5 separate regions of the Homo sapiens genome follow, and regions 2, 3, 4 and 5 are each linked to region 1. Evidence: chromatin loops called from intact Hi-C (ENCODE). Cell type or tissue: Caco-2. All regions are shown on one strand. Each heading gives the region's core, and the rest is flanking DNA. Links, peaks and the distances in the headings are about the cores only.

Region 1 (6,287 bases), core at 829-5,828:
CTCTCTTTAACCATCTGATTAAATCAAGGGTGTCAATATCTCTGAAGACTATGTAGACCCTGTGCACAGGGAGAAAAAATGTTTTTATCTCCATATGGCTCATGAGGAAACATTTAGTGTCATAAGCACCTTGCTGCTACATTGTGTCAAATCTTTGGCTTGAGGTAACAGGACAAGCAGTATCTTATCACCTGGAGCTGAAAATAGAACAGCCTAGTTTTCATCAGAGGAAATAGTGGCCCATGACTCAGAGTTCTAGATCAAAGGTCTGTCACTAGTTGGAGCATGTTTAGACATATAATCTCCATTTAGTGTTACGTCTTAATTGACAAACATGGAATAATGCTGCTGCCTGACCTGGCAACAGGGTAGATAGAAGTGGCTATTAAAATTCATTACATTGTTGGAAGTGAAGAGAGGGACACATTGATTCTGTACATTGAGTTTAAACTGAAAGATATAACTTTTTCTGGTTTCTCTAATACATGATTTTTGAAATAAGCCATTAAGAAAGTTGATGGAACATTTGTGTAACATCAGATGTTAATTTAATCTTAAGTAAAGTGACTTTCTTCCATCACATAGTAGAAAATGACAATTGCGGTTAATGAACTGTGGATCCACTTTGGAAATAATAATTTTACTTACCTTCCAGCCACTAATTTAAGTGCTTATCAATTAGTTATTACGTACCCTGAATTTTAGTCAGTAAGATTTACTTCACTTATTAAAATTCAAAAGAACCAATAAAGAATTATTTGAGAATTACTTCAGTAATATTTTAGGAAAAGTAATGGTTATTTTTGACATGATATATAGTGCATAATTTTGTCTTTTTAGTTTATAATTGCATCTGGATAGGCAAATAAAATAACTGACAGCAAAAATAAAACTTGTTAATGCCATGTCATCAGCAATTTTTGTGAAACAAGCATTGGAGAGCAACAAAACTAGTCAGAGGCCTGAGGTATTTTTGCACTGTCACTTAACATAGAAATAGCCATCCAAATTTTGTTTCTATAACCTCGAGGAAATCTAAAAACCTTCAGCATTCATCAAATGATGACTTCACTGTTGCCTCATTAAAGCCTTGGGTGTCAAAATGTACAATGATCAAGATTGTGAGTGCCATTATTTGTCATATTTTCAGGATTTTCTGATTTGCATGTAGTACCTGCACATATTCATGTAACATTAGAGAAATCCACTATCCCACATGCTTCTATTGGGCATTATCTATTATAATACAATCTATTAAATAAGATATTATTCAATTCTTTTTATTTTAATATTATTAGCTCTATATTTGTTTGCTTCATAAGAAGGCATTTTTTTCAAAAGAACTTAATGACTGAATGGTCCTTAAATTACAAGCCACACAGCTAGCACACAATCCAAACCTCAGGAAACCATGGTGTGAAAAAATGAATTTACAGCAAATCATCCAAAGCCTGGAGCAGTGAATCAATGTACAGGGAGAGCATAGCACTTGACCTCTTCCCAATTTCCTTTCGTCATGTCCAGTGTTTGTTTATTCTCTGCTAAAGTGTGCTGAGCCATGTTGGCAAATACTATCATGGGATGTTTCCATTGTTTATTGTGTGGCATAAAGTTTCTTTCAAAATAAAAGCAAGACCCTCTCTGTTGCAGCTCTGGAATGTTTCTCATCACTGGAAGTGTGGGGTCTGACTTACTCTTTATACCTAATTTCTGCTACTTTCTGGGCTGGTACGGGGAAAGTCTGCAGATTTGGTTTGTAGAATCTAAAAGTTTTTAAGACAAAGAGATCATTTGGTTCAATAATTCATATCCAGCTTAAATCTGTTACACAACAGGAGTGGAGGGAAGAAATACGAGGAAGAGTACATTTTATTGTTGCTGCTGCTGCATGAGTCGGGATCTATGAGTAGTGTTGTGTTGGGTGCTATATGCATGAGACAGACACAGTTTCAAATCCCAGCTCTACAATTGACTATTTCTGCGATGTCGGGCTCGCAGCCTCCTTAGGTTTCAGTTTATTCACAGACTAAATGTTGTTAATTCCTGCCTCTCAGGGTTGTGTAGGGTTAACTGAGATCATGAGTGTATAGCACTTAACATTGTACATGGTACATAGTTACAGGCTGTGGTTATTGTTCAGTAAATATTCTTTATGATGACGGTCATGATGAAAACTGCTGATAATTGTGTATTGGAGGATCACTGGAAATTTTCTTCATTCCTGATAGACTATGGCACGGTGCTGTTAGCAGGTTAAAAAAAAAAAAAGGATGTTGCCAAGTAAAAGTGCAAAGATCACTTTATGTGGTCGACCTCCATCCAGTACATATTGTTGGGGTTCAGATTGTTTTTGCTGTGGTTACTAGAGAAGCTTCTGGGGGAAAAGACACTGTATTCCAGTTCAAATTGAGACCCAGTGTGTCTGTGCTTTGAGAAATTTGTTCTGATGACCCATGAGGTATGAGTCACGTTTGTTCTCATGACTAGGCTGGCGAAAATTCATGTGTTGGAATCATGGCTAGACAAGAGGGTGAAAGCATGCAAGGTGTTCTCTGCTTTTAGATTTCTGGAGACAGTGAGAATTTTCTGCTCAGCAGTATAATGAAGGAGGTAGCAAACTAGATAATTCTTCAAAAAGACTGATCTGGAGCTCAAACTTCACAAAAAAGCCCCAGCTGTGACAGCTTTATTAGTACTCCTCACGTTCCTGAGCCTTAGTGTCATCAGCTTCCAGGAGATATTCCCAACCTGCCTGTCTATTTAAATAAAATAAATATGTGCTTAGAATCCACAAAACTCTGAACTAACACAGTGTGTCTAATATTTGTGCTAGTGTTACTGTATAACAACAGAGGTAAATCTGCAGGCAATAAAAGAAAAAAGAAGAGGACAATAATATCAGGGGAATAAGAACAAATGCGTGATCCAGGAAAAGCTATGCCTCAGAGAAGAAACAATAATATTTTATGGGAACTGCGTGGCATGTAACATAGTGATTCCCTATTCTGATTCTCTTTAGTGGACTCATTTAACACTTATACCTACAGACCTGGACCATGATCCATGTCCTGAAGACAGACTTGTTCTATTCATTTTCATTCTCAGATGCACCAGGAAGTAGCTCAGCAGCACCACACCAAGTTATATAATCACAACTCTGTTAAATAACTGATGTTCAACATACGCACAAAGCAAGATAAGTGCTATGGCAAATGATCAGTGGAAAAGTAGCCACAAGGTGGAACCAGAGGGAAGGTTGGAAGCAACAAGACTCCCCCCTAAAGGCTGCCAATTCAATAGGATCTATAGCTACTTGCCAAGATAGCTGATTCAGGTTAACTCTGATTGGTTAAAAATACTCTTTGGATATGGAGATTTAACCAGCTGTAAATCTACCTAATTATTCTTAGCTCATGTCTACATTTTCTCCAAATGATTCTGTTAGGTACATCTCATATGTCTTATTGCAATCAAGAAATAATGCCAACAACTTTCACTTAGAATACTAATGTACTGATACTCCATAAAAAGGACATAAAGTTATTTCAGTGTGACTTGTTTTCGATGAACCCACAATGTCTCCTTTGTAATCGTATTTATTCCATACAAGATTTGGGCACTTTCAGAATCTCCTGCTATAAATTGTTTCCTGGGATTCTCCAACTTTTAGAAAATTATAATAATGTTTCTTTTTCATTCGAATTCTAGAGAGAATATTCGAATGTCCTTTTGAATTTCTTCTGTAATATCAATTAAGTTGGGCAGTAAATGTAGAATTAATTATTATAGTAAGTATTTAAAATCATCTCCTACCTTTTCTACTCTCATATAGTTCAATTTATCCAACCTGTTATTGTATTTAGTCTTAGTATATGGAAGTGTTTTGCTGGCCCTAGAAATCGTGAATGAGCATTGCATTATGGACGCTTTCATAATGAGTTTTGTGAATGAGCATTCCTATTATGCCTTGTGTAGATGTACTGAACTACAAGCTCCTCTGGGTCTGTAATATTAGGAAGCTATTTTGAGACTGTGATGGTTGGAAGGTGAATAAGAAGGAAATATGTAGTGTGGTTGCTGAAACTAGTATTCAAAGTATCATAAAATTCCCTAGTGTATTCAACCTGATGTAATTCATAAATGCAGCAAGAGCATATGGGAAGGGGCCACACTTACGGCCAGATAGGTGCAAGCATTGTGGTTCATGGAAAGCTTTTTGCTGAAAACAAAAGATGGAGCTCCACATCTAGGGGTAGAAAAAAGACAGGCGTTTAGAAATTTAGCAGGAATCAAGGCCTCATTCGGAGTTTCTTAGCCCACAGAAATTGGATTGTTTTCAGTGTACTTTAGCAGAAGACCTTTTAGGAGAAAGGATATAAATAATAAACATAAGGGATCAGGTGAAAGGTCAGTGTATTGGGCATAAAGTGCCAAAAACATACTAAGGTCCAGTATTTACACTATCAAGTGACTACCTTCTTTGTTCCGTATCCCTACCCTGGGATACCTTCTCTCCAGGTCCCTGAACCCCTCCATTTGGACACAGCAGCTTTCAGACACATGTTGGGCCATGCCAGGTGTACACTCATGTACTCATAGGCCTAGCATCCCGCATGCCTAGCCACAAATATACATAACTCTTCCTAGATATTTAAAGATAAGCCAGCCATATATACCCGTTAAAGAAATTATATGAACATAAATATATATACCCATAGTCATGTTACACAGGCATGTTAATACAAACACAGAAATTTACAATCAATCACCATATACATGTGCAACATACATTTATCAATTTGGCTTAAGGCAGAAAACCTTTTGCTACAGGTATGGGTAGATTTCTATGTTCTCTGAAGTTTGCTTAACTTTGGCTCAGATCTGAGCAACGTGTCTCCAAAAGAAAAGTGATTTACTCTATCTACAGTTGGGCAAGCTCTTATGAAGCATGATGATTTTAGATAAATGCTGCCATTTCCTACATATAATTGATACACTTTTGAAAGAGTTTTGATTTATATTCTGTTATCCATTCTGTTTTCTAGAAACACACTGTTTAAATAACTATATAATAAATTCGAGCAACATGAAAAAATATTTTCACCCCAGAAATAGATTATTTGTGTGATATTTTAAGAAAATGTACTCATTCTACTTGGAATAGTAATGTCAACAGGGAAAATGTGGTGATGGGAGAGTTCCATTTTCATTTTTGACAGAGTAACTTATTTCAAAACAACTCTACCATTGAGCATAGCTATAAAAGCTAAGCAAAATAGAAAAGAACAGCTATGTAAAAGCATCAGAAAGCAATAAAAGAAGTGAGAACTTGTGAGGCCAAGGTCCTGTGGGTAATAAAATACATTGAGATTGACCAAATCTTTTCTGTTTCTCTCCCTTTAGAGTCAAATTTTTATGAATAAATAAACAAAACTTGCTGGAGTTTCTTTGGGATTGAAGAACAACATTCATGAACTTGACCTAGTTGACATATACAACACTGTTCCGTAGTTACAATATATACTCTTTTCTAGTGTACTTGGAAAGTTATCAATATTAACCATATTACAGACCATGAAACAAGCTTTGACACAATTTAAAGGGATGATGTTTATTGCAGAGAGTAGAATTAAATAAAAAATCAGTATCAAAAAGATAAACAGAAAAATTCCTTAATATTTGATATTAAACTGTATAGTTATAACTAAATTGTATCAAACAAGAATGACAATGGATATTTTAAGTTGCTGTGAAATAAATGGTAACATAGTTGGCATATAAAAATATGTGGCATGCAACTAAAGACATTAATAAATAAAAATTCATAGACTCAAGTATAAATATTAGAAAATAAGACTGAAAATTAACAATCTATATATTTAGATGAGGACAGGAAATTAACCCAAAGAATTAGAAGAAAAAATAATGATACATGCAGAAATCCGATAAATAAGAAACAATTATAAAATGAAATCAACAAAACCAAAGTTGGTTCTTTTAAAAACAACATTAGGCCCAGCGTGGTGGCTCACACCTGGAATCCCAGCACTTTGGGAGGCCGATGTGGGCGGATCATGAGGTCAAGAGATCAAGACCATCCTGGCCAACATGGTAAAACCCTGTCTCTACTAAAAATACAAAAATTAGCTGGGCGTGGTGGTGCACACCTTTAGTCCCAGCTACTCAGGAGACTGAGGATGGAGAATCGCTTGAAACCGAGAGGCGGAGATTGCAGTGAGCTGAAATCACGCCACTGCACTTCAGCCTGGCGACAGAGTGAGACTCCG
Region 2 (6,287 bases), core at 830-5,829, 160 kb after region 1:
TCACCTTTTATTGCATCAGATATTCAATTCGTTAGTTAAGCTTACAGCCTTTCCACCAGTCAATCCCTATTTACAAACTTGTTCAGACTTGTGAGTGACAGACACACTGGCCAGCTGTGAGATATTTATTTATTTATTTATTTTGAGACAGAGTCATGCTCTGTCACCCAAGCTGGAGTGCAGTGGCGCCATCTCAGCTCACTGCAACCTCCACCTCCTAGGTTCAAGCGATTCTCGTGCCTCAGCCTCCCAAGTAGCTGGGATTACAGATGTGCACCACCGCTCCCAGCTAATTTTTGTATTTTTAGTAGAGACAACATGTTTCACCATGTTGACCAGGCTGGTCTTGAACTCCTGGCCTCAAGTGATCTGCCTGCCTCGGCCTCCCAAAGTGTTGGGGACTACAGGCGTGAGCCACTGCACCTGGCCTGGCTGTGAGATTTTCAAATTCAGTCTTTCATTCTTGCAATTTTTGGTATCATCTCTCTTTATTTCATGTCTATTTGAACCTTGCGATGCCCAAACACAAGTGCAAAAATGATGAAATTTATGAAAAGTTGACATCTATTAAATAAGGAAAAAGTCCTTTAAAAGCTTTTTGTGCAATACCCAATTGTTCATTCAATACAGAAAATTGTGGAAATTCAAACAATCATATATTATCAGCTGTGCATGAATTCCTCAGCTAGTTCCAAAGACAATGATAAAATAGCAAATTTTTAAATAACACAATGATAAAATAACACATTTAAATTAAGAAGACTATCACAATAGAAGTTGTAATGACTTTTCACACTGTATATAACCATCAGTCTTTCAACTCAAACTGGAAGCAAATTTTCAAGTGCCAAGACCAAATCTACTGCAATAATAATAATGACAAAAAATAATAGTTTTATTTACTGTTACAACAATTATCAAACATCTAAATGCCTCACCTTTTTATACCATGGCCACAGATGCATATAATGACATTACAGAATACATTTTTCCTCTGTGAAATTGTTTTTTCATAAAAAATACTTTCTCATCAGGCTGCTGTGAGTAAAGTTTTTGACAGATGCTATTTTAGAAACAATAGCTAATTTCCAGCCCTATCTAAAAAGCTAAGTGTTAATGATAACATGGTTAAAGTTGAAGCAAAGCATGCATGATTCTTTGATGAATGTTGGCTGTGTTGCCCATATTCTGCTTAATGCCTCTCAAAGAGCATCTGATGTCCTATATATTGGTATTGAAGTAATAGTCATAAAACAGCTCTCTTACTTCAGTCCTTACATTTTTTAACCTGAGAGATTATAGGATTTTTGTGATTTTGTTAGAATGCAAACTTTTTCAATTCCTATTAAAAAATCCATTGACTTTCTTGTACAAATGCATTTGAGAGAATATTTAATTTATTTGAAGCTCTGATGCCATATTAACCATATTTTGATTCTAAAGAAAAGGCCCTCAAAATTCGTGTCGGCTTTTAAGATTAGCTGCTGAGCAAAGCCTACTTATTTATTCTTCATCATTTTCAGTATCTCTCTAGCAATAACATTATATGCAATGAAAAAAAAGTATTATTGATGTAGTCCATTGATTAAGAGAACTTGTTGAATGTGTTAAAGAATTGATGAAAAATGAATTGCTTTAAGTATCAAGGCTGTTTTTTCAAATGGACAACATTACTTGTGAATAAAAAAAGAAATTTTGACCTGAAGTTGATAATTATTATGGCATTTGTCAAGCCTATCATTTTAATTGGATTTCACCACTTTAAGAATTTCATTTAGTAACATGTATGTCACTAAGTATTCTTGCAGCATGGGACCAAGAAGACGGGGATAACAATTGATAACCATGTTTTCTTTTGATAGAGAACATTTTTTTTAAAAGTTAAGAGATACAACACAATTCTGAAGAATGGAAAAGTAAGCTGTGCCATGAAAGAATTATTTGCTTCATCAAAGCAAATTTGAAGAACAGTTCTTAGAACTGTTAACTTTGGGCCAGTACATATTCAGTATACCAGCTCATAATGCTAATGTTGAGCATATTTTCTCATTAATGAATCTTCAAAGGGCAAAATAGTGAAATAAGTTGGAAGGGACCTCTGTAGAAGCTACTATACAATGTAAATGGAACAAAGACTAACTGCAAGAAATGTTATAAGCAAATTCTGCAAAACAAGAAAGTGTTAAAGAGAGGTAAATCCTGAAGAAAATATAATTAAAGAGAAAGGTAGATAGTTTAGAAATTTATAATTTATTTTAGATAAACATCAAATAATGTTTTAGTATAAGAATATCACATACATTTTTCCTTTATCTTGATGTGAATATGCACAGACAATGTTATGGGCTGAAATATCTTTCTCAAAAATTCATGTTAAAGTTCTAACCCCCAGTACCTCATATTGTTACTTATTTGGAGATACGGTCTTAATTTCCTAAAGAGGTAATTAAATTAAAATAAGGTCATTAGGTTGGGCCCCGATCTTTTATGACCAGAATACTAATAATAAAAGGAGATTAAGACATCTACACAAGAGTAAAGACACAGGGAGAAGATGGCATCTACCAGCCAAGGAGAGAGGCCTCAGAAGTAATCAACCTTGTTGACTCCTTGATCTTGGACTGCTAGCCTCCAGAATTGTAAGAAAATTAATTTATGATATTAAAGACACCCAGTCTGTGATACTTTGTTATGGGAGCCCTAGCAAACTAATAGAGACAATGGGAAATAATTCAAATTTAACTAGGCACCTTGCATTTTCATTTGCTATTTTTTGTAGCCCTAGCTGAGGGAGAATGAAAGGCAAAGCTGCCTCACACTCTTCTCAGGAAATGCAGCCTGGATGATGAACAAAGATGGCTTCATAAAAAGTGGTCTCAAATGTACAAGAAAAAGTGATTATAATCTCACACACACTTTTCCAGAGGATAAAATTTAAAAAAAAAACTTCCTGATTCAGTTTTATGCTACAAGCATCCTGATAAAGAAACTCGAGGATAAAAGCACAAAAAGAGCAATTTATAAGCCAATTTATCACTCATGAACATAGATGTAAAAACCCTGGACACATAATAATAGTAAAGAGAATCTGCAATATATTTATATATATTGCAGATACACAAACACACTTAGAACAATCTAATTTATCATTAGAAAGTCAGCTAATATAAATTATTGCATTACCATAAGAGAAAAAATTCACGTAATTATATGAAAGAAAGCCTTTGTAAAATTGAACATACATTAAGCATTGAAAAAAACGACAAACTTTTTAACAATCTAGTAATAGAAAGTTCTTCAACCTGCTAGAGATTATTAGTCAATGTTAAAATTTTAAAAGATATCAATTGAACCAATGATGTTTTTTATGGTCATTCAACATTGTACTGCAGGTCCTTACTGCCACCGTAAGGCAAATACCATAAACAAAATATATTGAACTTGTACAGGATGAAACAAAATTGTTATTATTCACAAATGATATAATTGTACACATGGATAATCTAAAATAATCTGAGGAAATAGATGAAAAACAATTAGTTTTCCAGATACTAATTAATAAAACAAAATTAATTATGTCTACATATCAGGAAAGAAGCTTAAATATAAAATTAAGAAGTATCATCTGCCATGGGAGTAAAAATGTCAAGTACTTGGAAAATATCTAATGCAAAATGTTCAAAACTTTTACAGAGAAATTTTGTATCCTTTATGAGGGACATTTTAGAAAACCTAAACAAATAGGAAGATATAAGTTTTCATGAATTGAAATGCACAATAACAATACCTCGTTATATGGTCTCCATATTGTGTTTGTTAAATAACTTAATTCTTACAAAGTTGGATGAAATTGGTTAGGTATCTTTGCCTTAAGTTTGAAGATATAGAAACTATGGGTCAAAAATTCAAGTAACTTGCCTAAAAGCATATCGTTAAGCAGCAAGGCCAGAACTTGAATATATATGTCTGTCTCAAAAGTCCCTGCTTTTTTCACAAGGCCAGTGAAGTAGACACTGTCAGTGACCTGCCCAATAACCCTCATATACCTCTTACCAGCTTTGTGTGTCCCTTTCCAAGTTTCTGCATGCTTTGCTGCTGAGGCGTCATACATTTAACCCTCAGAGGATTCCCTTTGGGCACTGGAATCTTCTTGCCCACAGAGATAGAAATGTTTAGTAATTTGGTACACTTCCCTCCAAGTCTCCAGGTAATCCATTGTCTCCTTTCAGTACAGAAAACTGGAAGTGCCTAGGAATTTTCTATTACCACATCCAATCCCATAGTAGTCCATAGCCAGTGACTGAATGATTTGACATTATAGAAGCCTGAAAGCCAAAATACTTTTAATGAGTACTTTTTTTTTTTTTGAAATGGAGTCTCGCTCTGTCACCCAGGCTGGAGTGCAGTGGTGCGATCTTGGCTCACTGCAGCCTCTGCCTCCTTGGTTGAAGCAATTCTCCTGCCTCAGCCTCTGGAGTAACTGGAATTACAGGCGCACACCACCACCCCTGGCTAATTTTGTATTTTAAGTAGAGACGGGGTTTCACCATGTTGGCCAGGCTGGTCTCAAACTCCTGACTTCAAGTGATCCACCCGCCTCGGCCTCCCAAAGTGCTAGGATTACAGGCATAAGCCACCGCGCCCAGCCTGATGAGTAATTTATGATCTTGAGCTCCCTGAGGGATAGTGTTGAGTCTGAGACCTCACCTGAAATTATACAGTTACCTAGTTTCTTCCCCTTTTCTATCATCAATCCTTCAATCCCTTGATAATTTCTCTAGGGAGCAAATTCTTACTAAAACACTTGCATCTGAAACCTTGGCTTATCTGGGAAAACATCACTTACTAAGCTGTAAGATATATTTACTTCAAATTCACAATCTAGATATACACCCCCAAATTATGTGGATGTGCTCATTATATGAGCTTTATTAAATTTATTATGAATGTGGAATTTGACATAGTAAAGTGATTATTCAATTCAGATAATGTTTATATAATTATTATAGTGATTTTTACCTGGTAATTTTATCTACCTGGCTTTCAGTTTTCTCCTTTGATAAATGAATGTATTGAGTCAGATATTCTCTAAGGCAGTAGGTTTTAACTGGGGGTATTTTGTCCCCCAGAAGACATTTGGTAATAGCTGAAGACATTTCAGGTTGTCACAGCTGAGGAGAAGTGCTACTGGTACTTCTAGTGGGTAAAAGCCAGGGAGGATTCTAATCAGCCTACAGTGCCCAGGACAGCCCGTCACAACCACAACAAAAAATCCAACCCCAAAATATCAGTAGTGCTGAAGTTGAGAATACCTGATATAAGATTTTATCTTCCTCTAAGATTCAATGAACTATTAATTCTAGTTCAGTCTACAATTATGTCAATTAACGTATTTTAATTCTATAAGAAACAAGTCAGCTTAGTGAGATAACTTAGTACTAACCAGTTACTTATTGGTTTGTTTATAAGCAGGTGATGGTCAGTTAAGGTAGAGTATCTTTGAATGGACATGCAAATTTCGTAACTTAACATTCAATGACCTGCTTACTGCTCTAGAAAATAGTTTTTAGAAAATGTGGAGCAGGCAGGGCGTGGTGGCTCACACCTGTAATCCCAGCACTTTGGGAGGCCGAGGTGGGCAGATTATGAGGTCAGGAGATCGAGACCATCCTGGCCAACATGGTGAAACCCTGTCTCTACTAAAAAAAAAAATACAAAAAATTAGCCGGGTGTGGTGGTGGGCACCTGCAGTCCCAGCTACTCGGGAGGCTGAGGCAGGAGAATGGCGTGAACCCAGGAGGTGGAGCTTGCAGTGAGCCGAGATCGCACCACTGCACTCCAGCCTGGGCGACAGAGTGACACTCTGTCTCAAAAAATAAAAATAAAAATAAAAGAAAGAAAAAAATGTGGAGCAGAGGACAGAGATTACATAATAAAAGTAAATAAAATGTTATTTTGTAACATGAAGTGGCATGGGCAAATTAAACACCACATGTAATGTGCTGACGTGCTGTCTTAGTCCACTTTGCACTGCTATAACAGAATAACACAAACTACATAATTTGTAGTGAAGAGAAATTTATTTTTCACAATTCTGAAGACTAGAATGCCTAAGATTGAGGAGCCTCCATCTGGTGAGGGTCTTCTTGCTGTGTCAGAAGGCAACAGGTCAAGAGAGGGACAGAGATCAAGAGACTAAACTCACAGCCTCAAGCCTGTTTGTAATCAGCATTAATCCATTCATGAGGGTAGAACTGTCATGACCTAAACACTTCCCATTAAATTCT
Region 3 (6,287 bases), core at 664-5,663, 280 kb before region 1:
AAAGACTAAAAGAAAGAACTGAAAAACTAGATACTCAACAAGGCAAAATAAAGGAGTCACATAAACATCTTAAAACAGTCAGATATTGCCATAGAAAAACAAAATAAAGTAGGGGAAGACCAAATTTGGGGAATGAGACGTTCCATTTAGGGAAAAGTTGTGGCCTCGACTAAGGCAATAATGATGGTGTACGAAAAAAAGGTACAAAATTAGGAGATAATTTAAAGGCAAAGGTTGATAGGCCCTACCAGCCAGGTTGGTCCCTAAATATAAAATTGACATAAAAGAAACAATGATTTGGAGAATAAAAAGCATTTGCCAGTGGAAGGTTAATATGAAGGTATCCATTTCTTTTCTTTTTAAAATTTAATTTGTAACTACTAGTGGCAGCAGTATGAAATTAATTATTGGGAAGTGATACTGTAAATTGTTCTAGCCGAAGTGTAGTTTGATAACGGTACAGGGAAATTAACATGTAATCTAAATATCCTGAATAGAAGAACTCTCTTTTAGTTTGAAATCTAAACTGGACACTGATTTTTCTACCAAAATCTAGACTTGAAATGGTTCCAGCTATCTCACTGTGACTTATAGGATGGTGATGAGGGCTGTAAGACACAAGCCTCCAATCAGAGATAGCTCAGAGATGGAAATCAGCTGCAGGACCCTGAAAAAACATCACCTTTCTATAAAAACAATCCTTATAGGAGGCTTTCTGCAGATATAACATAAAGAATCATCCTTAATAACATAATAAATGGGGATTCTGTATGTAAAATCGAATTATAAAAGAGAATTTTCTGCAATTTGTATTAAAGGCCTTGGAAAGAAAGAAAACACTCATCCTATATTCCTGTGGGACATACAAATGACCTGCGGATAGTTCAAAAGTAGACAATAAAAGAAGAGAACGTGGCAAGAGGCAGTCCCTCTAATTTCACCAAGTCTTTAGTGAGAACTGGATGCCAGTTATCAGAATCACATCATATATTACCTATCACTGTCAGTTACACAAAAAGAAATATGCTGTAGTCAACTGTACTGGAAATGTGCACAACTTTCATTATGTGCTATGGTGCAGTCATGCTGCATCAATCAGTTTGTGGTCTTTATGACATCTCAAGGTACTAAATGCCTTCAGGTGTTGCTCCCGAGAAACGGAGTAACTGGAGTTACAGGACGGACTCCAACTGCAGTGCACAGTTGGCAACTGAATTCAAAATCAAGGCTGATTCTGCACTGATTTTTCCAATATGTGATATGTACTGAAGTAAAGATAACTGGGGAATCCTCATTCGGGCTTTCAAGTCAGATAGGTATCCTGAATTTAAACCCTAGATGTACAACTTACTAGTTAAAATGACCTTGGGAAATTACTTAATTTTTCTGAACCTGTTTCTTCATTGATAATACGGAGAAAATAAATATCTAACTTTGAGATTGTTATATCAGAGACAGTGTATGTTAAGTGTCTAGCACGTGGCACATGACAGGTGCTTAATTAATCATTCTTATCAGCATTATTATTATAAAAATATCTAATTCTGAAGTCTAGATTTATAGGACTGGTGAGAAAGAGAGTTGTGGAAAAAAGGACAGTGTTTTAGATGGGCTACAGCAATGGCTAGCTCTTAGCTATTCTAGCAACTATTCAAGAAGGTAATAAGCCCGCCCTAAATAAAAGACCTCAGAGAAAAAAAAAAGAAGACAAAATCTTTATAATCTGTTTGGCTATCTTTATGAGACTTAATTATCAGTTTTCAGTAAAAACCCTTAGAGTATATTTTATAACACCAAGACTGTCTACTTGTATAGTGTAAGTGCCCAACATATTTATTAAATAAATAAAAACATAAATATATGAAAAAACATCCTTTTGATATTTATTACTTTTTTGAGGTCTTTTGGTCTTAGCTTTGTAGTCATGTGAAACTAGCTGCTTCCTAAGACCCCAAAAGAGAAATTGCTTAAAAAAAACCCTTCATTACAGTTACTTATTTGTTTACATGCCTGTTTTACCCCACCAGATTATGAGCTACATGCCTTAGTCATTTTTATATCATTCATTCAAAAACTATTTATTGAGTGTATATGAGTACCAGGCATAGCACACGGTACTAAATCAAGTAAGTGTGAAGTCTCGGATAGAGATGTTTCCAAGCGGTAGTAGTAATGTGTCTGTTTTGATTTTATGTACTGCACATGTCTCGGCAGAAAAAGGTACTTTTATTATTTTTTTTTCCTTGAGATAGAGTCTTACTCTGTTGCCAAGGCTGGAGTGTAATGGTGTGCTGTCGGCTCACTGCAGCGTCAAGCTCCCAGACTCAAGTGATTCTCCCATCTCAGCATCCCGAATAACTGGGACTAAGACTTCAAAATATTTTTTGAAATTGTGCTTTCTACTCTATTAGTGAGTATCTGTGGTGATACTGTGGCCAGTTTTATAGGTGTCTAATACTGTGTTTAGCCTGTAATAGGCATCTAAGAAATAGTTGCATAAATAAGTGAGGAAGTCAGTGGTTAATGAACCACTAGATTAAGATTCAGAAGCCTCCCAGGCCCAGGTCTGCCAGTAGCTACTATGCGATCTTGAGCAAGTCACTTAAAGATTTGAATTAGATGTACTTCTGGATTCCTTCAGCCCTTTGGACCTTCATTTTTATGACACCCCCAATTCTGACCAGCCTTCATGGGTATAAGAAAATGAACACAAACAGTAGGGGGCAGCAGAACACTTCTGTTTTGTATTTTTAGCTCCAACTACCCTTTAAATCCTGAGAAATTTCATCTATTCCAATCTTGAAACAGCTTTTAAAAATCCATCTAACAGCCTAGATGGTTTTGTCAGTGTCTTCATTATTGATAGTCACAGAAGCTTACTTTGCAGTCTTCAAATCAGATATGACTGACAGGGCAAACTGAAGGCACCACAGAATATTGCAGTTTGAGTCAAAAAGAACAATATATTCAAAGGTATTTTTATAAATGAAAATTAAAGCTCACATCAAATCATGTATTGGGCTTTTAGTCTGCAAGCCCCTTTTCTAAACAGTCCCGTCTTTTCATTTCATTGGTTGATATTTTAATCCAAGCTGTGCTTCATACAATGATGGTTGATAAATTAATTAACATACAATTGACTTCATATAATTGACTTGTCTAATGGTTGGAGTCATACATCACACATTTTCAAAGAGATATACATCTTTAAGGGTAAACATTTTGGAATTTGTTTTCAGTTCCTTATCAGAAAAAATAATGCTGCCTTAAGATCACCAGGGGAGCAGTAAAAAAGGGGAAAAAACTGGATGTAAAAGACTGTTAGTAAATACACCTGCTGCAATTCCTAAGGTAATAGCCCTGTCAGGCAGTATTATTTGTTCATGCTTTAGTCAGAGGTTTAGAAGCTGCCATTGTGCTCTGTGAAATGCTTAACACACTGAAAACTGATAATCTGATAAACCTTTAGCCAAGTTACCTTAAAAATATAGTAAATGCCTCTCAATTTTTACGTAATGCAGCAAACACATACCTCTTCTGCATAGGAAAGGAAGATGGTAGAAAGGTTCATGAAACTTTAATACTCATTTGAAAGTAATGAATCTGTTTACCTGCTGCAAAAAGCATGACCGCAACAGGTCTATAGAAACGCCTTCGAGATCCCACGCAGATAGAAATCAAACCCACCAGGAATGCAATGAGAATGATGGCAGCGCCGCCCAGGAGTAAAGCCAGAGTAGCAATCTGCCAATCTGGAAAGAAAAAAGAAATTGTTTTTGAGTAGTAAGTCCTCAAAGAATCAACAGAACTATGTTCAGCAGCCTTCACCTTGCAGTGGCTCAACAGATGTGATTTTACTGCATGCTAAGCATCCTTTGGGGTTTGAAATGTTTTGCAACAAAAATGAATAGGAAATGTCCTTATTCAGAAAAGTCTCCTATGCTAAGCTCAGCAGAGTTTTAGACCAGGGGTTTGCTAGGATTTTCTTCCAAGGACTCTATTAGGCATTCATGTTAAATCAAGTGTCCCCTCCATGACCTATTTTCAATATTATTATGATTTAAATTTTTATCGAGCAATAAAGTTCACAAATCTTAAGTATAGAAAGTAGAGAAGTTGATGAATTCTTATAGATATTTATACACCATCCAGATTAAAATACAGGGCATTTCTATCACCCAGATTTTTCTCTTGCGCCCCTTCCCAGTCAATAATGACCCTCCCACCTGGGCTACTGAGGACATCCGTCACCACAGATTGAGTTCTGCCTTCTGTTAAACTTCATATAAATGGTATGAACTATTTTGTGTCTGGCTTTTAAGTTTCTCATATTCATCCATGCTGCATGTGACAGTAGTATATTCTTTTTTTTATTGCTATTTCTTGGAAAGCCTTCCTTAACCATATAAAAATCTCCAAAGTTTTTATTTGTCTCTCCTCCACTCCCTCTAAAACAACTCCCCATCAAATTAGCATCAGGAATATTGTTTGTTTTTTCCACTTCTTTTTTATTTGATTCTAGTTTCACTGCTGTATTTACCATCACGGGTGTGGTTTCTAAAATTAAGTATTCCCAGGGAGCCAGAATGGACTCTGAATGGCTGCTCGGCCCCTTCATTCATACACGGAAACAGTAAGCATATATTGACCACTTACTATGTGCAGGCCTCTGTTCACAGATACTTCCAAACAGTTTCTCACACTCTTAGTGACACATAAACCTTATTGAAATGCATTCATTTCTTATAAAACAAAAATGTAGAAATAGTATGATGAAAAACTGGCCCATTTTCCATTCATAAGAATGGTAAAATATTCTCTCAGAAGAGACAAAGTGAATCTATGAAAGTACTATACAGGTTGGGAAACATCATATAAAACGATACTATGGAGAGCAGCAGTTGTTTAAAAGCCCCAAGCGCCTCTTCTGGCCCTCAGTTTAATGTAAGTGCAGAAAATGCAAATGGATTTTAATCTATCATTAAATTGCAATGGATTCTATCCTAAGTCCAGAAGTCATGATATTTTGATGCTTCCCTCTGAAATTATCCCCCCAGAAAGCTTCCAAAATGCACTCTTTGTTACGGTAGGATAAACGATGAGCAGAGGAATTGCCAATACCCTAAGATTTTCTTTTATTTATATTTGTACATCCCTGTCTCAAGCATCCTCTTCCACATCTTCCCCTCCTACGAAATTGTGGAAGCTTCACAGGCTCTCAACTAGAACTTGCACTGCAATCAAGAAACAAACAAACAAGGGGAAATTGAACAAATCCAAACTTCTTAAAATATAAAGATGAGTCACAACAAAGTGGAGAGCATCTTCTTAATGCCATCTATTTGTAACAAAGCCATACAACTTCAAACAAAAGTAGATCTGGCTTTTAACTAGAAGTTAAAAGGCTAGCCATACTGGGCTTTTTTATTCCATAACAGCATGTAGCTTTGAATTAAAAAGCCAAAAAAAAAAAAATAGTCCTTACATTTGAAGTCTCTAAATTTCTTGGGAAAAGTTTACACAAGTGCACAATTATATTGCACTTTGGCATGATGGAAATCCTTCTAAAAACAGGTGTGTAAATTGAAATTTCTGAATTAAAAAAATCAAAGTTTAATTATATAAAAGTGTACAATGAAAAAAATAAAATCCATCCATCCATCCATCCATCCATCTATGCAATTCCTGGAGAGTTTGATTAAGAAAGCCTATGCTCCATATGTTCTAGTTGGTCTATTACTCTTATAGAACGATTATTACTGTTAGCAACTTTCCCTAAATTATTTTACATAAGTAAAAACTTTAAAGCATTGGATTCATTTAAATCAAAATGTAACTAAATATCTACCCATATAAAATATCTTAAAGTGAAAGTGCAATAGATTGTTTTTTCCTGATTAGCTCTTTCACATAGCTCAGTGTGAAAAAAAATGCCACACATTTGACTCTTCACTTTCAGCCATAATTCAAACAGGAATGAATTTTGATCACTTTTCTCTATTTTAAATATCCTCAAAAAAATAGCTAAAATACACGTTTTGCATTTTGTAAAGACAGACTAAGGTAGAAAATGATAAGCAAACTTTCCATATAAAGGGCCAGACGAGAAATATTTTTGGATTTATGATTTATGGTCTCTGTTGTACCCACTCAACTCTGCATGATAGTGTGAAAGCAGCCACAGACAATGTGTAAACAAGCTGGCTGTGCCCCAATAAAACTTATTTATTTATTTTTTTGAGACAGAGTCTCACTCTGTCATCCAGGCTGGAGTGCAGTGGCACGAT
Region 4 (6,287 bases), core at 403-5,402, 400 kb before region 1:
AAAAATCTATCTGCAAGGTTCCTCACACTCTATGCTGGTGATGGCTATTGGCAGGAGGCCTGTTTTTCCCTGTTGCACCTGTCAATGATCTGCTTGAGTTTTCTCACGATGTATCGGTTGGTTTCCCCTAGAAGAAGTGATACAAGAGAAAGCAAGATGGAAACCACAATGCCTTTTCTGATCTAGACTTGGCGAGTCACACACAATCAAACACCTATTCAATATGGGAGAGAAATAAACAAGGGCATATATACCTAGAACATGGGTCACTGGGGGGCGGGCATCTTGAATATTGTTTTCAACAGTATGTTTCATATATTACATTCACAAAATTAATTTAAAAAATGTTTCTTCTGGGTAACATCAGGAAGACCAATTAATGTTTCATATATTTTATCTCCCTAATTATGCTGAGTGCTCTGAAAGAAAGAATGTAACTGTTACAATAATTTTGAGGCATTACCTCACTCACAAGAAAAAATGCCACAGAGCTTATATACAATATTTATTTATGAACTAAATTTTATGAAATAAATTTACCTGAAATAGTTGGGTACCTTGGTAAAACAGGGAAAGTCTCATATCTTACATAGCCATATGTTAGTATAATATTACAGAGAGTATTTGCAGCTTTTTTGTTTGGGGTTTCAACACAAATTTTGCTGCCTAACAATTCATCATTTTTGAGGAATGTTTCATTTATTCCATCTGTAATCTATAGTAAGTGAATACAATAAAATGATAATATTGCATTACTAGGTAAACTAACTTTGTATCGAAACACTAATATATTCAAATTTGAAAGGAACGTTGCAATAGAAACATGCTGTTATTGTGTGTCCAAAGAATGATTTAGCAAGTCTCAATATTTATTTCGAAAACATTAAAGTTAACATTATTTCCCTTTCAAAAATGAATACAATTATTAAGAGTTTGCATAGTTAATGGAATTTTGCATACCCCACATAGCATGTTGATCAGATAAACCTGATTAAGACTATGTAGTTTAGTAATAACTTTTCTATGTTGATATAGAAGAACCGTCATCTATAAGTCTTCATGAATTCTTTAGGCAGTCATTTTATTTCAATAAATTAATTTATTCAATGACTATTAACTAATAAAGTCATCAATTTAAAAGTGAAGAAATACATAAACTTGTTCTAATCAACTGCATCACCTTGCATTAAATCTGAGAAAATAAAAACTATAGGGGAGAGCACCATTTACCTAAAATCAGTTAGGAAGTTTTTGAGAGTGAAGATTAGATTACAATTTAATAATAAGATTGGACATTATGCTAGGTATTTCTGAGATGCAAAAAATTTTCTGCTGCATTCCAGATATAAAACAATTCAACAAGGACACTTACAGAGCTCTAATTATGGTCCAGGCACTATAATTTTAAAAATGAACAGAATTAAAATCCTGCTTTCCAGGAGATGAAAGACATGATACTGACATGAAGAATAGTAATATTTACAAATAATATATATGATTAGGAGACTTGCAAACAATAACTACTATAAAAATACAAATGTGGAAAGAAATGTGTGCCTGAATATTTGCAAGGAAAGTCTTCAACGCAGATAGGATATATGAATTGGGATTTTTGGTGGATTAGAAAAATTTGGATTGTTGCAAGATAGATTTTTGAAGGACAATGACATGTCAGATGTTAATGAGGCAATTGGTAGTGGGTGTTGTCATTGAGGAAGAGGGCAATTGGTGATTTAGGCACATGCATCAATTTTATTTGTCACATTTGACAACAATTTTGCTATTAACCGTTTTTTGTTTTCTTTGGAAACCTGTTTGAAATAGTTATTATCCTGTTTTAGCAATAAGCTGTTTCTTAGAATTCTGTCTAGCACATGGGAAACACTCAATAAATGTTGCTAAAGATGACTCTAAATTTCAGAAGATGGAAGGCCTTCAACTTATAAAAACAAATGCCAGTGTGCATATATATATGTATATATTTGTATTTGTTGTTCGTCATTTTTTCCTGTTTTTCTTCTAAAATAATTTAAAATCTTTTGTTAAGCTCCAAAATTGTTGGTCTTTATAAATTGAGTATACGTTCATTTTTTTTCTCTTTGGTAGATGAACCATTATATCACGTCTACTTAAGTAAAAAAAGATATGATTCTCTCATATATCTTGTAAAAAGATTTAAAGTAAAGGAGTATAAGGAAAGAAAGGCAAAATAAAGATGGAAGGAAGGGCAAAGTTTGATTTGCATAAAGATATTATTTATTTATTTTCTATCTACTTTTTTTTTTTTTTTTTTGACAGGGCTTCACTCTGTCACCCAGGCTGGAGCACAGGGGCACAATCTCGGCTCATTGCAGCCTCCACCTCCTGGTTTCCAGTGATTCTCCCGTCTCAGCCTCCCAAATAGCTGAGACCACAAGCGTGCACCACCATGCCAGGATAATTTTTGTGTTTTTTGTAGAGATGTGGTTTCACCCTGTTGTCCAGGGTGGTCTCAAACTCCTGACCTCAAGTCATTCGCCCATTTCAGCCTCCCAAAGTGCTAGGAATGGAGGCGTGAGCCAGTGCACCTGGCCCCTATCTACTTTCAAAACAAGATAAACATAATAAAATCTACTTACCTTGTACCATCTAATATTAAGTGAAAAGGGAAAATATTGTCTTTGTGTTAAGCATGCTCTGTCTCTTGGATTGTAAGAGGTTCTAGGGATTTGGAGGCTGATAAAAGAGAAAGGTATGTCCATGAGATGGCAGTAGAACACAGAAGCTATACAGGGTGATAGGTCTGCATTCAGAGAACGTCCTTCACAGCACAAGACTGTCCAGAAGCTACTGGCACAGGTCAATACTCATAAGGTGAGGAAGACATGGGAACTCCCTCAGGAAAGGGAGTTTGGAGAGGGGGCTTACATGTGTAGGTGATATCACTCAGCAGTGCTGAGTCTCTTGGTCAAAGAGCTCTAGAAGGCAGCAATGGCTTGGGATCGTTTAACCTCAAGATTTACCTAAGCTGTGTCTAGCAGATGTTGGCTGAGGTTTCATGAGGTATGCAAAGCGGGTAGGCTCAAAATGGCTAAAAATCTGCTTCTTTGGGTTATTGTTAAAATAAATGGAATGTATAAATATTTGGGTTTGGTTCCAGGGGCCTTTTGAGCTAGCAGGTCTCAGCCTGCAGTGAAGAAATAAATGATACACAGAGTCCATCTTTGGTTCATTTATATAGGTTAGATATTCTGCCTTGCATTGGAGGAGCCATGCTACAGGAGAGGCTGGCTACAGAAACCATCTAGTACCCCAAATCTCAAAGGCCTTGTTCATCCGGTAAAGTTACATTAAACCAGCTTGAATTTTTTCAAGTTGATCATATTTTATAAACTAGTTCACTTTACTGTATGAGATGAGAAAGATTATGATATGCTTATGATGGCCAATTCATGTTGTAACTTGGAAGTAATTATTTTAGTTGTAAATGTCGTTATAGCTATATAGTTATATATGTGCACATATTTATACATACACAAGTGTTTTAAAGAAAGAGGAAGGGACAGATAGAGGGAATATTATCTTTAAATAGTATAAATGGTCTTACTATCAAGATTTTGCTTTGAGACGGAACATGTAATAGATATTTTAAAAGGATAAAAATAAAAGATCAGGTGACATTAGAAATAGATATCACCAAACATGTAATTTGTCCAGAATAAGGAAGGACTAAGTTAGCTTATTTAAATTAGAACTATGGATATGGGGTTGGAACATAGAGTTAAAAGATCTCAAGAGAGAAGGATATGCTTCATCAAATATTGACCCTAAGCTAAGACTATACAGAATTTGCATCATACCAGAAGAAGCACAGTGTAACGAGCACAGTCATTCCTCAGTGGGTTGTATGTAAGGACCAGTCAAGACAAGAAGAGAAGTAGACAGTGAAAACTGCACAAAAGTTAAAGTAATGTAACAAAAATCAATCGAAAATACCATGAATGAATATATAAAATGTTTCTTCTCTCTATAGAATTCAGTGAATTTAGTAAGGCTTTAAATTGCCATTCAAAATAAGCCAGTATATAAAAGCTTAGGTGATGATGGTTACAATAACTGCCTTCAGTGGATCAAATGGGCTCTTAGTGGACAAGGAATAGTTAATTCTACTTTCCAAATGAGTCACTTGTTAGTAGATTGTACTTTATATCCACTGAGATAATCTCACTCTAATTCTATTAGGTTTGAAGAATTCTAACTTATTCAGAATAATAATGTGAGGGGAAATTAACTCTGACACCTTTCAAGCTTAATTTTTTAAAGTAATTTTTGTAGTGATATTTTAGTGAGGAATAGTTTGTAAAGCATTCCTTTTTGAAGATAAGATATGGAAGAGCCTCTGAGGAAGATAAATAGTTAAAATATCCACTCATTCTGTGTGGTTGCCTGTAGTCAAATATAAATGAGTTCACTTCTGAAGTGATTGAGTTTCTTGTAGGTAAAATGTCCTTAAACAACATTGCCGGTGCTCTCCTGCTTATAGACAAAACTCAGCATCAACTATTTTATTTCAGTGGAATCCAATTTCATTTTAATTGAAATATATTATGTAAAAAGTTAATAATCCATTGAAGTTGCAATTTGCTAAATGGTACCCTGGTGGCTTAAATTGTCAACATAGCTTCTTAAAATATCGAATATACCACAAGGGAGTAATTTTTCCCTTGATGAAACCAATTCAGTATGTGGGTAACATTCTAGATATTGTTTGCCTATGAAGTCTAATCAGTTTCTTATAAAAGTTCTTTTAGTGAAAAAACAAATCAAAATCCAAGACTTGTAAGTAAAAGAGACATTTCTACCAATTCTTCAAATAGAAAACAAATATGCATTAAATTTCATTAACTAACACACACACAGACTAACACACACACACAGACACACACACACACACACACGCACACACACAAACTATTTGATCTTTGTCCCCACCTCCTGGTACAGAAATCCTAAACCCCTTGGAATTTTTGTGTGATAAAGGTAATAGGAATGTATTTTCTTTTAATGAGGTAGGACCCTAGATAGGTAGGACCATGGTAGGACCCTAGATAGCTGAAGGATAGGGTCGGTTGCTAGAAAGACCAACCCTTGGTTAAAAAGAAGCTTGTACTTACAGCCTCACCTTACTCACCTCTGGGGAAAAGAGTGGGGCGGAAGGTTGAGTTAATCACCAATGGCTATAATCATGCCTATGTAACGAAACCTCTGTAAAAGCCCCTAAATGACAGGCTTTGGGGAACTTCCAAATTGGTGAACACATTCACATGCCAGGAAGGTAGCATACTCCAATTCCATGGGGACAGAGGCTCCTATGCTTGAGACCCTTCTGCACCTCATTCTACGGACCTCTTAATTTGACCGTTCACTTCTATCCTTTATAATAAACTGTAATTGTAAATATAATATTTTCCTGAGTTCTGTGAATTATTCCAGCAATTTATCAAACTTGAGGAGGGGGGTTGTGGGAACCCCTGACTTCATAGCCAATTAGGACCAAAAAAGGTGGGATATTTATGTGTGTGTGTGTGTGTGTGTGTGTGTGTGTGTGTATGTGTAATGTTTTTGTCCACAGTTTCTGGCTCAAAACTCCCATAGGCCCTTTTACAGTCTTTTGTTATGATATCGAGGTGCTTTAGGCCTTAGGAGCAAGCCTCAAGAAATAGAATCTTTTACTTTCCCCTGTTTTCCTTTTACCTGCTCAAGATAAGACTCTAATCTGATTGTGGGTCAAGAGATCCTCATTACAGAGAGGGTCCTACTCTATAACCTGGAGGAAGGAATGCTTCACAGAGAGGCCAAGAAGAATCTGAAAAGACAGGCCTTGCTGAGTTTTCCCACTCAGTCTATTAGGATGAGACCATACTATTTTTGTCCAATCATATTTCTACATTGTTGCCTATCATGCCTATGTAATGAAACCTCCATTAAAACTCAGAAGAACTGGGTTCCTGGAGCTTCCAGAGAGCTAAACATGTGTAGGCTCCTGGAGGGTGGTGTAACCAGGGAGGGCATGAAAACTCTGGGTTCAGGGAGCTTCCAGATAGCTCAACATGTGGAGGCTGCTGGAGGGTTGTGCACCCAGGGAGGGCGTGAAAGCTCTGTGCCCTTTCCCTTACACCTCTCCCTATGCATCTTTTTATCTGCACCCTTTGCAATGTTATTATAAGACAGTGAATGTAAGTAAGTGTTTCCCTGAGTTCTGTGAGCCACTCCAGCAAATTAATCACACCCAAAGAGGGAATAGTAGG
Region 5 (6,287 bases), core at 491-5,490, 180 kb after region 1:
AATGAAAGAAACCAAAGAAGATAAACATAATTAGAGGAAATTTGTGTTTATAGATTAGAAGACTCAATATAGCTAAAATGGCTATTCTTTCCAATGTGATCTAAAGATTTAATGCAATCCCACTGAAAACCTCAGTAAGCTTTTTTAATATACAAAGATATCCACAAACTGATAGGAAAATTTATATATAAAGACAAAACTACTAAGGCTGGGAAAGGTGGCTCACACCTGTAATCCCAGAATTGGGGAGGCCTAGGTGGCAGGATTGCTTGAGCCCAGGAATTCGAGATCAGCCTAGACAATATAGTGAGACTCCACCTCTACAAAAAATAAAAGATTAGCTGGGAGTGGTGGCACACACCTGCAGTCCCAGCTACTTGGGAGGCTGAGGCACGGGGATGACTTGAACCCAGGAGGTTGAGACTGCAATGAGCTATGGTCATGCCGCTGCACTTCAGCTTGGGCGACAGAGTAATATCCTGTATCAAAAGAGAAAGAAATGTTGCTTTACAACAAGATACCACACACTTCGCAACTTAAAATAGTGTCTACTTATTAGCTCACTGTCTATAGGTCAGGTCAGGAGCCCAGGCACAGCATGGATGGGTTCTCTGCTCAGGGTCACACAAGGCTAAAATCCAGGTGTCAGTCAGGCTGTGTTCTCATCTGGATCTCAGGATTCTCTTATAAGTCCATGTGGTTGTGGTGGAATTTAGTTTCTTGCGGTTTAGGACTGGGTCCCTGGTTCTTTGCCAACTGTCAGCCGGTGGCCACTCTCAGCTCCTAGAGGCTGCCTACATTCCTTTCCATATGGTCTCTCCATCTTCAGAGCCAGTGATGAAGACTCTCTCTTGCATCAAATCCCTTTCACTTTTTAAATCTTTCTTTATCAGGAAGGATCATATCTCTTTTAAGGGCTCAACTGATTAGGTCTGACCCACTATTTTGAACTGAATTCTGTCCTTCCACCCCCAAATTTATATGTTGAAGTCCTCAGCCCCCAATATGACTATATTTATAGATAAGGCCTTTAAGAAGATAATAAAAGTTACATGAGATCATAAAGGTGGAGTCCTAATCCAACAGGGATGGTGTCCTTATAAAAAGAGGAAGAGATACCACAGGTATTTGCACACAGAGGAAAAGGAGGCATGAGGACTGAGAAGATTGCTGGTCAGGAAGAGAGGCCTCACCAGAAATTAACCCTGACAGCACCCTGATCTTAGAATTCCTGCCTCCAGAGTTGTGAGAAAAAAAAAAAAGAAAGAAAATTCTGTTGTTTAAGCTACCCAGCCTCATGTTCTATTATGGCAGCCTGAGCAGACTAGTATACCCACTAAGAATAATCTATCTTTCTTTAACTGTGCTATTTAATACAACCTAATCACAGGATATCCCATCATATTCACAAGTTTCTCTTACTCTCAACGCCTGGAGATTGTACAAGGGTATGGATAAATAGGGGTCATTTGATTTGTCTGTTGCAATGTCCTCATTTGTAATAGAAAAGAAAATGGAAACAATTCAAATGTCCATCAACAGGAGAATGAATAAACAAACTGTGGTGCGTCCATACAACAGGATAAAATTGAAGAATAAAATAGAAGAACTACTGTCACACACAGCACTTAGAGAAGTGCCGAGTGAAAGAAGCCAGTCTCGAAAGGTTATATACTATGCTATTCTCTTTATATAGCATGTGGCATTCAGAAAAAAGGCAAAGCTATAAGGTTAGATAACTGATCAGTGGTGGTCAGGGGTTGGATGGGAGTATTTGACTTCACATAAGAAATAGGAAGGAGTTCACTGTTTTGATAAGACTGTTTTTTATCCTGATTGTGATGTAGTTACACAAATTTATACATGTGTTAAAACTCATAGAACTGTAGAAAAAGTCAGTTTTACTCTATAATAATTTTAGAATAAAAATTTAAAAATAATTTGCCTCTAAGGATACCTGATAAATTTCATGAAGCTCCAAAGTAAGACTATTGTTAACGTTTTCATTTACTGAGAATAAAGAGCAAACTTTAAAGCCACAGATTTGACATTGAAATTATTAAAATTAAAATTCAGAAAATATTTAGTGATAAAAAACTATGGGATTAATAATTTAAACTTCTTTTTTATTACAACAAAATGCTAAGTTTTCAAGCAAAATCCTCAGGTAATGGCTGCCATTCCAATCCACATTAAAACATGGCCAAATTTACCATCCAAAAAAGGAGTCCTGACTTTTAATAAATTTTCATGAACTACACCTAGAAAATGTTACAGCGTGTTAATCCAGCTACTCATTCATGCTGTTGCCACATTTCTGTTAGTGACACCATCATTTCTACACAGAAACACAAACTCATTCATGCTGTTGCCACATTTCTGTTAGCGACACCATCACACTTCTACACAGAAACACATTTTATTTCAAAGCTAATATCAAATTAATAACTGCAAGTGTTATATTGCTCTAAAATCAAGAAAGTCACCACAGTTGTCCAGCTGATGTATTAATGAGGAAATTAATTCTGCCAGCAACATGAAATGCATTTAAAAAAATGAACTTTGAGCAACCTAAAAGTCAACTGATCTTCATTTCACTTGAATTTACCCTTGTTGCACTGGGACCTCTGGCTGGGGACCAGCCTGTTGCTACTACTGTTATTGTGAGACTTCTAGCCTGTGTCTTTAATGAGGGGCAGATGATTGGAGGAGTCTGCAAGGCTTTCCAAATACGTTTTTCTTTCCTCTTGTACAGCTCCTGTGGAGCAAGAACCTGAAAAACTACTACTCTTATATGAATGAGACAGGTATGGTAAATTCATGCCTTTGTGAATAAAAGTGTAAAGCTAGCAACCAATTTGTCACTTAGAAGAAGCTATATCAAGATATTAAAAGCACCATCTTCAGTTTAAAGGGGTCCACTTTGTCCAACTTAAGAACCTCCACTAGGTCAGGGAGTGTTAGTACCTGAAAGAGCTAGATCACAGAGGAGAAATGTGAGAGAAGAGTCAGGAAATGGCAACAGGATTCCAAGGTACAGTGGATAAGGGTATGGATCATACTGTAAGCTGTTCTTTCTTACTGTTCTTTCTCTCTTGGTTGTGAAGTATCTATGTTGTCTGTTTTCATTGATCAAATAATGGCATCCCTACAAAAATTCACTTTACCCATTGCTCTGTGATTATAGTAGAGCTGGTGTATTGTAACATGGGCCTTCATTTATCCCTAAGGTAGAGAACACCAACATTTTTGCAGAGTAAATGAAGGGAATACATTGAATTCAGAAGAGATTACCTAATAAATGAGTGCACCACCTTCTGGAGCATTGTGTAAGTGTAGATTGAGTATAAATGGCCTTCAGTGGAGTGTGTAAATAATTCATTAGGCAGGAAATGAGAATCAGCCATTTTACTATTAGAAACATAGTGATATTCCTTTTTTCTTTATAAGGAAGGCTTTCATGACAGATGAGAATCATTCATCTCATCAAATGTCTTTTCTGCCTTTTGAAAAAGTGCAATGCAAATGCATTTTCCCTTCTTCCTCTTTATGAATGTGAATTCTTATTACACACATTTTATTGTTGGTAGACAGAAACTATAACCCTGGCTTTAGAACGAACATGACACTCTCCAGGGGTTTACTATAAATAAAGCGTGTCTTGTCACTTCTCTGACCTTATATGTAACAATTTAGCCCCCTCCCCCAACATATTAAGGTTTACCACCCAACACTTCTAGCATAGGGTTTTAATTCACTACAGTGGAAAATGGTTTTGTCAAAGTACCTAAACTGGGGAATCTGCACTGGAGCAGCATCAATTTACTAGATTTTTTCCCAGTTTTTCCAACCAATAAATAGTAGTTTCCCTAAAATTGCCTGAGAGCAATGAACACATCATCATGTATATGCATATACACGAACACACACCTATGTATATGTTGTGTTAACATTTTTCAAATTTAAATAATGTTAAGAGAAGATTCATTAACTTAATAATTGGTTATTATTTCTTTAGCGTAAGGGAGAAAAAGGAAAAAAAGAGAGGGATTAGGACAAGTTAATTTGAAAAAATAAGCCTAGGAGAGGGATGTCATGAGAAAATCTCCCCCTCTGGCTTGCAGAGCGTACCAACAGAGCTGCTAGTAAATCTTGCACAAGAGATTCTGGGAAGATGGGGCTGGAAAAGTTCTCAGATGGCAGCACCACATCCACCGAGTCACCACCACATTCACCCAGCATATTATGGCTCACAGAAGCCTCCTAGCATTATGTTACAACAAAGTGTTTATCAGTATCTCTCCTTGGATTTTGTGATTACTACCATTTTTGTTTTATTGTTTTACGTTTTCTATGATGTGCAAATGATTCAAATATTAAACATCTTTAAAACTACCATTCAGACTCTTGGAGTTGTTAATATAGATCCAATTTACTGTCACTTTTTAGTGAGTTCCTCCTCAAAACTGTTAGCACTTTAACAGAGTGACATTTATTGATTTATCATGATTATATGAAGAATATTATTAGGGAAATTAGATAACGTAGAAGGGCAAAAACAGATACTAATAATAATGGCTAAGTGCTTTATTTGTGCTTGACCAATTTTAAGTATTAAATGCATTAACTAAGGCCGGGCGGGGTGGCTCACATCTGTCATCCCAGCACTTTGGGAGGCCAACGTGGGTGGATCACCTAAGGTCGGGAGTTTGAGACCAGCCTGATCAACATGGAGAAACCCTGTCTCTACTAAAAATACAAAATTAGCCAGGTGCGGTGGCACATGCCTGTAATCCCAGCTACTCAGGAGGCTGAGGCAGGAGAATCACTTGAACCCAGGAGGCGGAGGTTGTGGTGAGCCAAGATCACACCATTGCCCTCCAGCCTGAGCAATAAGAGTGAAATTCCATCTCAAATAAATAAATAAATAAATAAATACAAATGCATTAACTAATTTACCCTTCACTCAACCACATATGTAGGTATATCATTATCTCCATTTTATAAGTGAGAAATCAGAGGCCTTGAACAACTAGGTGATATGGCTATGGTAAAATAGATAGATATACAGCCAGGATTTGGGCCTAATGAGCAGAGCTCCAGAGCTTGTGCGTTTAACCACTTTAATTCGTCTTAAATATGCGTGGGTGTATGTATGTGTGTGTGCATATGTGTATGTGTGTGTGGATGTGTGTGTGTGTGTGTTGGGCACATGACTAGTGGGTGCGAGCAATATATAACTTAAAGTTTGTAGCCCGAAGCTGCTTTAAAATCCTGTCAAAAGGATCAGTATGGTATTCTTCCCTTGACACTAGATGGACATTTTGGCAGATTCTATTATTTTTCTGCATCTTCTGTCCAACGAAATCTCTCAATATAAAGCCCTTACACTTACCCACTGCTGCAATCAAAATCTTCCCCTGTCTATATCTAATTCATCCTGGATTTTATCAAACATCCAATAGTTTTATCTATCTGAAAAGAGAAATTTGTATTTTCATTTTGACTTTTTTCTTTGTGTTTAAGTTTAAAGCATCTTGTCATAGGCTTTTCTTTTTTTTAATTTTCTTTTTTTTGTTATACTTTAAGTTTTAGGGTACATGTGCACAATGTACAGGTTTGTTACATATGTATACATGTGCCATGTTGGTGTGCTGCACCCATTAACTCGTCATTTACATTAGGTATATCTCCTAATGCTATCCCTCCCCCCTTCCCCCACCCCACAACAGGCCCCAGTGTGTGATGTTCCCCTTCCTGTGTCCATGTGTTCCCATTATTCAATTCCCACCTATGAGTGAGAACATGCGGTGTTTGGTTTTTTGTCCTTGCGATAGTTTGCTGAGAATGATGTATAAGATAACTTTCCATAGTAAGGATGTTCATCTTCTTTCATGTATGGTGCAAATATTTTCCTGGGTTTTTAAATTTGTTTTGTGATTTATACTTGGATATTTTCTTCTATATAGACTGTTACTAACAATCATTTTTTTAGTAGCTTCTGCATCTGCCTTCAAATATTAAGAAGTTTTTGCCTTCAGTAAACATTTATTGAAATAAGATATGGACCCCTGTGGAGCTTGTAATCCAGTGGAAGGACCAGAGATGAAGAATGATCACAGCACAGTGTGACAAGCACAGAACAAAGTGCTATGGAATCAAAGAGAGAAACTATTACATTCAAATTGTTACATTATTACTAGGGGGTTGATAGTTACAGAGAATATTTTCATAGGGTTTAAAATATGGCTGACAGTGGAGTGAAAAGAGAAGCAATAGAAGGGAGC

Evidence for each region. A loop is a pair of places that touch in the nucleus more often than their neighbours do. Peaks named below come from ENCODE experiments on the same cell type or tissue, not always from the same donor. Only the 100,000 strongest peaks of a DNase experiment are listed, where the experiment ranks them.
Region 2: a loop joins it to region 1, with 5 times the contacts of the local background. A loop is called at or near these places in 5 of 110 quality-filtered maps.
Region 3: a loop joins it to region 1, with 7 times the contacts of the local background. A loop is called at or near these places in 4 of 110 quality-filtered maps.
Region 4: it touches region 1 in a loop (8-fold over the local background); 2 of 110 quality-filtered maps call a loop at or near these places.
Region 5: it touches region 1 in a loop (20-fold over the local background); 5 of 110 quality-filtered maps call a loop at or near these places.

What each region holds. Positions count from the first base shown.
Region 1 is chrX:34,915,815-34,922,101 of GRCh38, forward strand. No RefSeq gene overlaps it. Among named protein-coding and RNA genes, the nearest start is that of FAM47B, 24 kb to the right of the region's middle. In Caco-2, for the core only: no CTCF peak of the experiment used is centred there; a DNase peak (open chromatin) is centred at 3,257.
Region 2 is chrX:35,079,613-35,085,899 of GRCh38, forward strand. No RefSeq gene overlaps it. Among named protein-coding and RNA genes, the nearest start is that of FAM47B, 140 kb to the left of the region's middle. In Caco-2, for the core only: no CTCF peak of the experiment used is centred there; no DNase peak of the experiment used is centred there.
Region 3 is chrX:34,635,636-34,641,922 of GRCh38, forward strand. It overlaps TMEM47 (transmembrane protein 47), which reads right to left. Exons shown (of 3, transcript NM_031442.4): 2 at 3,612-3,752. Among named protein-coding and RNA genes, the nearest start is that of TMEM47, 19 kb to the right of the region's middle. In Caco-2, for the core only: a CTCF peak has its summit at 2,746 (motif pointing right); no DNase peak of the experiment used is centred there.
Region 4 is chrX:34,519,013-34,525,299 of GRCh38, forward strand. No RefSeq gene overlaps it. Among named protein-coding and RNA genes, the nearest start is that of TMEM47, 140 kb to the right of the region's middle. In Caco-2, for the core only: no CTCF peak of the experiment used is centred there; no DNase peak of the experiment used is centred there.
Region 5 is chrX:35,095,293-35,101,579 of GRCh38, forward strand. No RefSeq gene overlaps it. Among named protein-coding and RNA genes, the nearest start is that of FAM47B, 160 kb to the left of the region's middle. In Caco-2, for the core only: no CTCF peak of the experiment used is centred there; no DNase peak of the experiment used is centred there.